2 separate regions of the Mus musculus genome follow, and region 1 is linked to region 2. The links are chromatin loops, found by intact Hi-C in ENCODE. Cell type or tissue: gastrocnemius. All regions are shown on one strand. Links, peaks and the distances in the headings refer to the core of each region. The heading gives the core; the rest is flanking DNA. Region 1 overlaps Pdzd8 (PDZ domain containing 8). Region 2 overlaps Kcnk18 (potassium channel, subfamily K, member 18).

The links. Peaks named below come from ENCODE experiments on the same cell type or tissue, not always from the same donor. Only the 100,000 strongest peaks of a DNase experiment are listed, where the experiment ranks them.
Region 1: a loop joins it to region 2, with 8 times the contacts of the local background. A loop is called at or near these places in 20 of 42 quality-filtered maps.

Annotation. Positions count from the first base shown.
Region 1 is chr19:59,313,608-59,318,988 of GRCm38, forward strand. Pdzd8 (PDZ domain containing 8) reads right to left here. Exons shown (of 5, transcript NM_001033222.3): 3 at 1,651-1,753. Among named protein-coding and RNA genes, the nearest start is that of Pdzd8, 29 kb to the right of the region's middle. In gastrocnemius, for the core only: CTCF peaks have their summits at 1,895 (motif pointing left) and 3,169 (motif pointing left); a DNase peak (open chromatin) is centred at 3,161.
Region 2 is chr19:59,236,517-59,241,897 of GRCm38, forward strand. Kcnk18 (potassium channel, subfamily K, member 18) reads left to right here. Exons shown (of 3, transcript NM_207261.3): 3 at 1-854. Among named protein-coding and RNA genes, the nearest start is that of Kcnk18, 20 kb to the left of the region's middle. In gastrocnemius, for the core only: no CTCF peak of the experiment used is centred there; DNase peaks (open chromatin) are centred at 2,857 and 3,141.

The DNA.
Region 1 (5,381 bases), core at 304-5,303, 77 kb after region 2:
AGGAAGAAAGAAAAAGGGAGAGGGGGAGGGAAGGAACGAAGAGGGGGGAGAGAGAGAGAGAGAGAGAGAGAGAGAGAGAGAGAGAGAGAGAGAGAGAGATTGTGCTCTATCTGCCTACCTACCTTGGCCTAGAGAGATAGCTAATTGGCTAACTACACAAGCATAAGGTTTTGACCTTTGTTTCCCAGCATCCACACAAATGCTGGCTGGGAGTGAGAGCACACAACTATAATCCCAGCCACTTGGGAGGCAGAGGCAGAGGCAGGCAGATCTCTATGAGTTCAAACCAGCCTGGTCTATATTAACAGGTTCCAGGCTAGCCAGGGTAACACAGTGAAACTGTCTCAAGGAAAAAAAAAAAAAAAAAAAAAAAAAAAAAAAAGAAGCAACTTAAATAAATGGTGGGCATGGCAATGCTAGTCTCTAAACCCAGTGCCAGGGGCGGGAGGTGGGGCAGGATGGAACCTAGAGATCCAAGTCCCTTAGAGTCCCTGGCCCGCTAGCATAGCCAAAATATGAACTCAAGGTTCAATAAGATTCCCTGTCTCAAAACATAAGGTAGTGGGTGCCAGAGAAAGGCACCTCATATTGAGAGACATATGGAGGAATTCGTAACCTTCTCCTACCACATTCACGATCTTTAACAACTCTTGTGTCTGTCATAACCCAGCTCTGTGAATCAGCCAATCCTCCTCTATCAGTTTAACTTCATTTCTATTTCCCACTCAGGGAAAAATTATTCCATTTCTTCCAAGAAAATCTTTGCTACCCATTTTTAAATTGAAGGATGCACTGAATAGTCAGTAAGGTCTAAGAGCATCCTTTTATAACTTTCATTTTGCTTTCTTCAGAGTAGCAGCTGTCAAGCTCCAGGGACAGCTCCCCACTTTTCAGGGTTACTGACAGCTGCTGCTTCTTTACCCAGTCTTCTACCGAGCATACTTCTAGCTGACACGAGTCCCACAGGAACAGAATCCGTCTGTCTTGAACTGTTTCTCCAGCATCAGAACTTGAGCCCAGCAAAAGCAGCTCTAGATAAAATCCTGCTGAGTGAGTAAGCACAGTGGATGCACACACAGCATCTGAAGCACGCAGGAAAACTAATTCCTTCCAGGGGCTGGGGTGATAGCTCAGTCATAAAGTGTTTGCCTTTTCAGCATGAGGAACCTAAGTTAGACTTTCTAGAACCCATTTTTTTAAATTTTGTTTTGTAAGCATGGTAGTTCTAGAAAGGAGAAAAGACAGGTGGATTTCTGGGCTGGCTGGCCAGCCCATCTAACCTACTTAGTGAGCTCCAGGCCAGTCAGAGACCATGAGAAAGAAACAAAGGTAGATGTTGTCTAAGGAATTACACAGAGCCCTGGCTTTTACATGTGGGCTCACACATGTGCACCTGCACACATGAACAAGTTATAACCTTTGATTCCTTCACTGAAACAACACTGACATTTTGAAAAGCAAGCAGAACAGACTGCTTCTTATGCAGTGTGTTCATTACCAGTTCCAGGTGATCTACTTTGTTACTGATGCTGCTTAGCAAAAAAGAAAATAACTTACTTATGACCAACAATATATCTAGAAATACAGAAATACTAATAAAGGCATACTTATAGAATAAATCTTACATAAATGCAAAACTATGCATTTTACCGTCTTAATAGAACTCCTTTGTTTTTCTTCCCAAACACCACTGCTCAGCTCAAGTGTGCAATGAACATTTGTTTCTCTGTCATAGGATCCAAAAATGAATAACCTGCAGAAAAAAACAGAACAGGAAGGGTACTATACCAATTATATGCAATAAATATTTCCTTCCTGATAATCATAAGGAGAAGTAAACACATTACATTTTAATAGCAATAACAAAAAGAAACATTTGTTACACCCTCTAGTGGAAAAGCCAAGAAAGGCTCAAGTTAAAGGTTTCCTTGGCAGCTGATTTTTCAGTAGCCAAGTTAAATAAACTGAAACATATACTCATGAGGTAAAACAATTGGCCAAATTATCTCTATACAGTAGTAATCAAGAAGGAGATTTTTCAAAATACTGTTGGATTTAAAACCAAAACAAGTTGCACAGTGATGCATATAAGTATATCATTTCTGTAAAATGTAATATGGAGGATACCGCCATCGAATATGACCACACATATTGACTTCACCACCTAAGTGAGCCTAGTTAAATTTTTACTTTCCTAATATGTTTCCCTCTCAGGAAACTGTAGAAAAAAAAAAAACAGCATTAAGGAAGAACTAGTTTTAAAATTAGAAGACAATATACATAAAGTACTTATTAGCAGAGTGGTAAACAAAACAGATGTTCATTATTTATTACTTCTTTCCTTTAAAAATGTGTATGAATGTTTTGCCTGTATGTCTGTCTGTGTACCACGTGCATGTCTGGTGCCAAGAGGGCATCAGACCATCTGGAAGTATAGTTATCGATAGTTGTGGGTGTTGGGAAATCAACAGGGCCCCCTGGAAGGACAGACAGTAGTACTCTTAACCATTGAGCCATCTCTCTAGACTGTCTTTCCTTATGTTGAAAACAACCATTAACAGAATAAAAGAAACACTTAATCCATGTTTAATATTCAGTTCTATAAAGGACACCGGGTCTAATGCTGAGATGACATAAAAATTCTTATATTGAAGAAAAGAAAGGGCATTGTCCATGCGTCCAACTTCTATATTATCCACCCTCACAATGAGACTGAAACCTGCCAGTTCGTCTCTAGAGTGAGCAGAGGAAAACTTTAGCATTTACTAGCATACTAGGTGTTACTCTACTACTTTACCACTACTTAAAGAGCACAGGTAGCAACAAAATAATAAAAGGAGAATGGAAAAATGCACCATGGAAATTTGAGAAAATTATGTCCTAAGTTTGAAGACACTGATCCCCAGATCATATTCACATCTTACGAACTGGGACCATAAACTGAGAATCCTGAATAATTTATGAGGGTAGAGAAAGAAAGTTCCTAAATTTAAATATTAAAGAATCTTTAAAAAAGGCTTTAAACTTAGTGCCTAATAACTATCACCAAAAAGAAGACAGGTTAAACAGATTAAGAAAATCTCTAACTTTAAAATGCTGTTTTTAGAAGAGTAAGAATTCTCATTCACTAAAACACTGCTGCCCTCATCTGCTCAGGGACTGAACTGCCTCAGGCTTCCCCAGCAAGCAGAGAAACTGTACCAGCTGGAGACCCAGACTCTAGGCAGTACTATTGATCAGATCAAGAGTCAAAAACCAGATTTCTTCCTGAAATCATTCTACATTTTTCATAGTGACTTCAAAATGTTTTTAAAATAACACAATGTATAACAAAAAAATTAAGTCAAAACAGTCACATTATTAAATGTGAGATATTGGGCGGGGGGGAGAACCGACAAAACTAAGTCTTGCCCTAGACTAAATTGTACTTTATTATGACAGAAAGTGTAGACTTATAAAATTAGACCAACAAAAAGCTGGCCTCTAGCTTAGTGGCAGAGTACTTGTCTAACTGGTACAGGTCCTGAGATAGGTCCCAGCACAGAGATAAAACAAACAAAACCCCCAAAAGAATTAATTATTTTTATATTTCAAAGGGTACCATCACATAAATGAAACATTTCTCAGAATGAAAAAAATATTTTCAAATGTATTTGATAGAAGCCAAATATTTAGAAGGAAGAAAAAGTTATAATATAACAAAAAACATAAAATAACACAATTTTAAAATAGGCAAAAGGAGACAGGCTGGAGAGATGGGTCAGAAATCAAGACCATTTACTGTTCTTGCAGAAGACCTGGGTTTGGTTCCCAACACTCAGACACTTAAAACTATTTATAACTCCAATTGCAAAGGATCAAGTCTTCTCTGACTTTCCTGGGCACCATATGCACACGGTTGCACTTGTTATTAACCATGAAACTAATACAAACCCAAACCACTTCAAGCCCATTCACTAGGCTGTCTACAATCTTTAAAAAGAAAAGGGTTAAAGAGAAACTGGGGTGTCATGCATTACTATTAAAATGTAAAATGGTACAGTCACTTTGGAGAATAGTTTGTCAGTTGCCTAAAAAGTTAAAATATGAAGTATATCTTAGCAATTCTGCTCCAGCGGAGTATTATTTGACAACACTATGAAGTATTTACTAGAACATTCTGTAATATGGGTGAAATATAAAAGCTTGCTGTGCCGGGTGGTGGTGGCGCACGGCCTTGGGAGGCAGAGGCAGGCGGATTTCTGAGTCTGGTCTACAGAGTTCCAAGACAGCCAGGACTATACAGAGAAACCCTGTCTCAAAACAAACAAACAAACAAACAAACAAACAAACAAAAACTTGCTAAGTCAAAAAAGTCAGTCACAAATGAACACATTAATTCCACTCACATTAAATTTTTAGAATAAGTAAATGTATAGACAAGCGGGCAGAATCATTATAGGAGGCTATTGTTTTGAACTGAGTTCCTTTACTGAACCCTAAAAGAACAGACTATTAAACCAAAATGGAGTCACCCCTGTTAAATGCCACATCATTCAGGCTAGAGAGATAGACCATAGGAAGTTGCTTGCTACACAAGCACAAGAATTTTGAGTTTAGATTCTCATGACTCACATAAAAAGTCAGGGGTGAAGGCATGTGCCTATATCACTAGTGCTGGGGTGGGAGAAGGGGATACAGGTGGAGCTTCGGGGCTCACTGGCTCTATATGAATTGATGAGCTCCAGGTTAAATAAGTTGAAGTAATAGAGGAAAACACCCAACATCTACCCTCCCCTCCCCACCTCACCCCTTTACACAATGTCACATAATCAATTTGAAACTTGAAGGAAATAAATGCCCAAACAGACCAATCTGTCCTGAAAACAGATTTCAACCTATCTCTACCAGCATAATAAGCAAATCCATTCTGCTTTAATGTTTACAGAAGAGTAACCTGGAGTTGAAGAAATGGTTCACGGGTTAACAAACAGTACTTGATGCCTTTCCAGAGGACCCAAGTTCATTTTCCAGCACCCATATCAAATAACTCCAGCTCCAGGGGGATCTATCACACTCTTTGGGCCTTCATGAAATACCAACTCTTTTGTCTCTCCTCTACCCTCTCCTTCCTACCTTCCTTCCTCTTCCCTCTCTCCCTCCCTCCTTCACACACACACACACACACACACACACACACACACACACACACAGAGAGAGAGAGAGAGAGAGAGAGAAGAAACAACAACAACAACAAAAATGTAACCTGATGTTAACTCATCAGCTTTTTTCAGTATTGCTGTCTGATCCAATTTTATAAACCCCACTGTTTGGCTAATGTTTGGTGGGCATGCTCATGCATTTTATAGAACAGGGGTTAATGAATTGAAAGTTAAAGCTAA
Region 2 (5,381 bases), core at 283-5,282:
ATTTCAGAGTCTCCCTAGTCTCTGCTCCTCCTCATCCACCCTGCCCCTCCCCCCATCAGGCTCTCTGGGGTCCCCTCCTATAGAACATACCCTGTTCACATCTGTCTCCAAGCAGCTTTTGAGGACCAAGAAAAGGACAGTGACAGATGACACGGAGATCTGGTTGGCAAGGTCGGGGAAGGACACACATCCTTTATTTTATTATTGTTTCTTTTATTTGAAGGTTATTTGAAATACCTCACGGCTGTATCTTGTCTCCCTGAGCTTGCAAGCTTAGAAACATGAGTCCTGCAATTAGCAAAGTTAGTTCCTGGGTGAGTGGTGGCTGGTGTTGCAGAGGGGAGCCACAGGGGGAATGCTGTGAGGTGGTAGTTTGAAAGCAGCTGCTGGCCCTTAGGGGCTCACTATTCTGTCTTAGATTCCAGCCGTTGCCAAAAGCGGCTTCTCAGGAGGGTCTTCAGTTTCTCCTTCTGGGTCCTTCTCCCTCTTCCCTGCAAGGATTAAATTCTAAATTCCTCCAACCCTTGAAGATCTACCTCAGGCACTGGAATCAACAAGGTGTGAGCAAGAACCATTGCAAAGACAAAGTGCCCCAGGGTGAACCTTCAGGCCAGTGCTCCTGGTTTTGCCATCTGGCATTCCTCAAGCTTTGTTTATACTGGTAAGGTGTGGCAAAGCCCTGCAAACCCAAATTCATTGACAGCTTCGCCCTTCAAGGGGCTCGCCATGGGGCTGGAGGAGGTTGCCTAGAGGTTCTACAGATACCCACCAAACACTGGGCATTTATCCAGATTGGCACAAAGCAAACCTGAACCAAGTGAATCCTCAGAGCATTAGTGACTTCATGAAAGGTAGTGTGAACTCCTCAGTAACTCCCACCTTTCTTTCTTGGTTATCTATCATCTATGTCTGTCCGTCCATCTGTCTGTCTGTCTGTGTGCATGTGCACATGTGCCAGGGTGTGTATGGGGTGCAGGTAGCAGAGGATAATCTGTGAAGTTGGTCATCTTCTTCTAGCATGTGGGTTTTGGTGACCAAACTTAGACTGTCAAGCTTGGTGGCCATCAATTTGGCCCACACTGAGACATCTCATTGGCTGTCTGTTATTTCTGAGACAAGGTCTCATCTAGTCCATGGCAGCTTTGGATATGGCACGTAGTCAACAATGACCCTGAACTTTTGAACCTTCTGCCTCTACCTCCTAAAGTGCTGGGGCCATGGGAGTCTGCCACTACACCTAGCTCACTCCACGCTGAGGACCAAACCCAGAGCTTCATGTGTGCTAGGCAGGCACCTTACCTACCGAGCTACACCCCAGCCCTGCCAAGTTCTTCTCGGGGCAAAAACAGACATGGAAGCTGTCAGGAATGCACACTATGCAAATTAGATAGACGAATTGCCTTGCTGGTTCACTTATCCAGTCTGCTAGCAACAAAACTTTCCATGGCTCCGAAGATGTGGACCTGTGTGTCTTCCTGCCCCTCACTTCCTACCCTTGTGTCATGCAACCCACAGGCAGCAATGTATTTCTATGTGTGTATTCCAGAAAACAGCCTCTCCAGGTTCAGGAATATGAATTCACGACGCCAAGCCTTTCCTCAATGGCTTCACTTCTTGCTGCAAGCACTTTCTGTTGCGCCCTGACCCCTACTATCTGTCTTATCAGTCTAGACTATGTATTTATATTTTATTTTGCCATGACAAGTACCTAAGAAGACAAAAAGGTGGAAAGGTTTGCTTGGGGTCATGGTTTCAGAGGGTACAGTTAGTGGTCTCTTGGTTGCATGTTTTTGGGATTGTGACGAAGCAGAATAATGTGACAGAAAGAGGTAAACAGGGGAGGAAGAGGGAGAAGAGGAGAAAGAGGGAGAAGAGGAATCAGGGACAAGATACTCCTTTCAAGGGCACCCCTCCCCCCAGTGACTCACGTCTCCTACCAGGACTTATCACCTACTAAAACACACTCACCTATGAACCCATCAATGGGTTAATTGATGGAATCAGAGCCTTAGGATCCAGTCACCTCTGCACAGAGCTATCAGCTGTGGGTCCAGCATTTGACACACAAATCTGTGGGGAGACAGTTCAGCTGCACACTACAGCAGCCCCCTGAATGACCTAGTCACACATTCATCTCTCGTGGGTCTGGAGCATGAAGTCTACAAACAGAATGGTAAGGTTCTTGGAGGATACCCTCTCTTGGTTGATGGACATGCAGAGATCTCATGTGGCTTCCTTGTTTCATAGGGGCATTGATCCCGTCCTGAGTGTTCTGCCCTTCTGACCTCCTCCAACAGCCTCGCCTCCACTGGAAGTTAGTTTCAAAACCTGACTCTGGGTGACACATTCAGTCCTTAGCACTCACCCTCAGGGGCCACTGGTCTGGGCAGGGGGTGTTTTCAAGCATCTCTGATAGGTGCAATTTTGCAGCCAGGGTTGGTGATCAGACCATTGGCTGCTCTCTCAGAGCATGTCCCTTCTCCTGTGGTTTGGTTGAAGACTTGCTCTCTCTGCTCAGTTCTGTGTAGTTTCCTCAAAGGCCCAGATTACCAGAAGTGTGTGTTCTTGCCCCCTGCGTATTCCCACAACATCCAGTCACCAGAATATAATGAGGTTCTAGTTCTCTGTCCCCTGTCTAAACGTGGAGCCACCTGAGTAAAACCACAGTGTGCTTTGCACTGTCTGCCACATACAGAGAGCTCAGTGGGTCTCTCTCAGACTGCTCGGTCGGAGCCATGAGGAGTCTCAACTCACCCATAAGTTCCTGGGCCCTGGAGTGTAGGAGACCTTGCTGTGTCTTTCGCCTGGCTTCCCCTGTACTGGGACCAATGGCGTGGGAGCCACACTAGCCCAGAAGCTGTGACATCACTCTGCTCAGCTGTCTGGCAGCCTGACACTGTTTAACTAAAGGATTAAGTTGGGGTGAGTCCAGAGATGCGTTCAAATGGCACAGCCAGTGAGGTAGGGTGAGGAAACAGATAGTGAGAACTCGAAAGATCCAGTCCCGGAGGAATCCCAGAGACTGCAGAGCTGGCTTTATCAAGTCTGCTAACCATGGAACCTTGTCGGACCTTGGCTGGGCCAAACTAGGAGCAGAATGCCAGATCTCAAATGGCCACCAGGTGGCGCGCCAGACCGTGTCGACCTTGCGCTCCAGGGCCAGCAGGTGGCGCATTCGCCTTTTGCTGCCTCTTGGCTGCTTCAGGTGCCTGAAAAAGCTTCAGGTGGGAGAAGAGCAGCCTCGGAGTGGCCTTGACCTCAAATTTTGCAGTCAACTAAAGGAAAAGAGGCTCTCTCAACCTCTTTCCGCTCTTCCACCCAGAACATCACGCAGACTTGAAAGACATGTAGTCCTGATTTTAAGTTCTCAGTTGACCCAGCATGTAATAACTACTCGAAAAGAAGTCCTCTCTTGGCTTGTGGGATATGTACCCTTCAAAGTCATGACCCCCAGTAATCCCAGTGGGTGAGGCAGCTGGTCCAGACAGCACTCCTTCACTGTCCTAGTGGGAAAGAAAGGGGGATTGCAAGGTATGAGTCCGAATTTAGTAAAGGCTACCAGGACTATCCAGGGCCTCCACAGCCTGGGCAGCTCGGATAAGCAAGGCGAGGCGCTGTAGCACCCGATACACTTGCTCCCCACTCATGTGGCTCTCTAACATTAGCTTTGTTTGCTTGTCGTTTCCCCTCTGCCTTAGCCCGGAACCAATGCACCCCATTCTGCCCTCATGGCATGGATGATACACAGCCTCCTACCTCCCTCACTCCCGCTCCGCATGCTAAGCTCCACCCTCAGGATCCCCAACAACGCCTCTGGACCCTACGTTCCTCTTGTCTCTCTGTCTGAGTGCAGATCCTGCATGCCAGCAGCTTAAACTGTCTCCCTTGGATCTCTTCTGTTTCTGGAGGGTCATGTGTGTTCTGATGTGAGGTCCTGGCTCTAGTTTCTCTCATGAAACTCCCAAGCGGCTGGCTCGAAGCGCATCTGGTATCTGTTCATTTCAAAGTGGTTAGTCTGGTGGTTTTCACTCACTCGGTACCCAGAGTTCACAGCTCAGGCCCTGGAACAGAACCCTAAAAGAGTGAGCTTGGGATGCCCAGTATATACAAACGGCACAGCCTTTCAGGACAGTGACCCGAACTCCTATTCTCTTAAGGAATCAGAGCCCCTGAGATAAGCGCCATGACTTAGGAGCAATGCTGGACCCACTGTGACCACTATGTCTCCCATCAACTCTCTGGACTCGGACACCCAACCAGGCAGGCTGCAGGCATATCTAGGGTAGGGTAGCCTGAGTACCTTGGTTGTTGCCATGGTGATGGATACTCACCTCTAGTCAATGAGAACTCGGAAGCTGATGTGGGTGCAGGACAACAAAGAACATCTCTATCTTGGATACAAATTATGGCTTCTTTTCATCTTCCTTTAACTGCCTTGCTTTGAGCCTTGCAATTTAGATCACAGAATAAAACCCTTTTAAGTACTACATATTAAAAATCATAGGCCATTAAGGAGCCTTTCTGAGGTCTAGGCCCAGGTTGGTCTCTTCAAAAAGTATGTGTAGGAAAGCATAGAGAACTAGGCAAAGTAATCAGCATGTCACTGAGTCAACACGGATTTATTGAACAGGGATTAGATGCTAGGGCAACTGAGGGCTTGCAGTCAGGACTGTGTCCCCATGTCTTAGTTTCCCTGGTGTGCTAGCAGGTTTTACGTCAACTTGGCACAAGCTACAGACATCTGAAAAGAAGGAACCCCAACTGAGAGAATACCCCTATAAGTCAAGCTGTAGACAAACCTGCAGGTCATGTTCTTAATTAGTGACTGATGTAGGAGGACCCAGCCCTTTGTGGGTGGTGCCATCTCTGGGCTGCTGGTGCTGGATTCTATAAGGAAGCAGGCTGAGCAAGCTATGATGAGCAAGCCAGTAAGCAGCACCCCTCCTGACCTGTGCATCAGTTCCTGCCTCCAGGTTCCTGCCCTGTGTGAGTTTCTACCTTGACATTCCTCAGTGATGGATCATGACGTGGAAGTGTAACACAAATAAATTGTTTCCTGTGCACCTTGCTTTTGGCAACATTGTTTCATCACAGTAATTGTAAAGGTATCAGTAAGACTGTTGCAGACTTTTGTGGTTTTGTGTGTGAAGGGGTTCCTTTCCCATCCCTGTTTCACTTTGCTCTGTTTTTATATGTTCAGCTATCCTGTAACACTTGGTTTGCAAAAAGGAGCCATACACGTGTGTGTACATGCATGTGTGCATGCGTGTTGATTATAGGAAAGCAAGGGGAGTCCCCCCTCTCAGCCTTTGTGCAGGCAGGACCCTCTGAATTCACGCTGTCACTTTCCCCTTAGTGTTTGGTCTGAACTTCAAATGTTT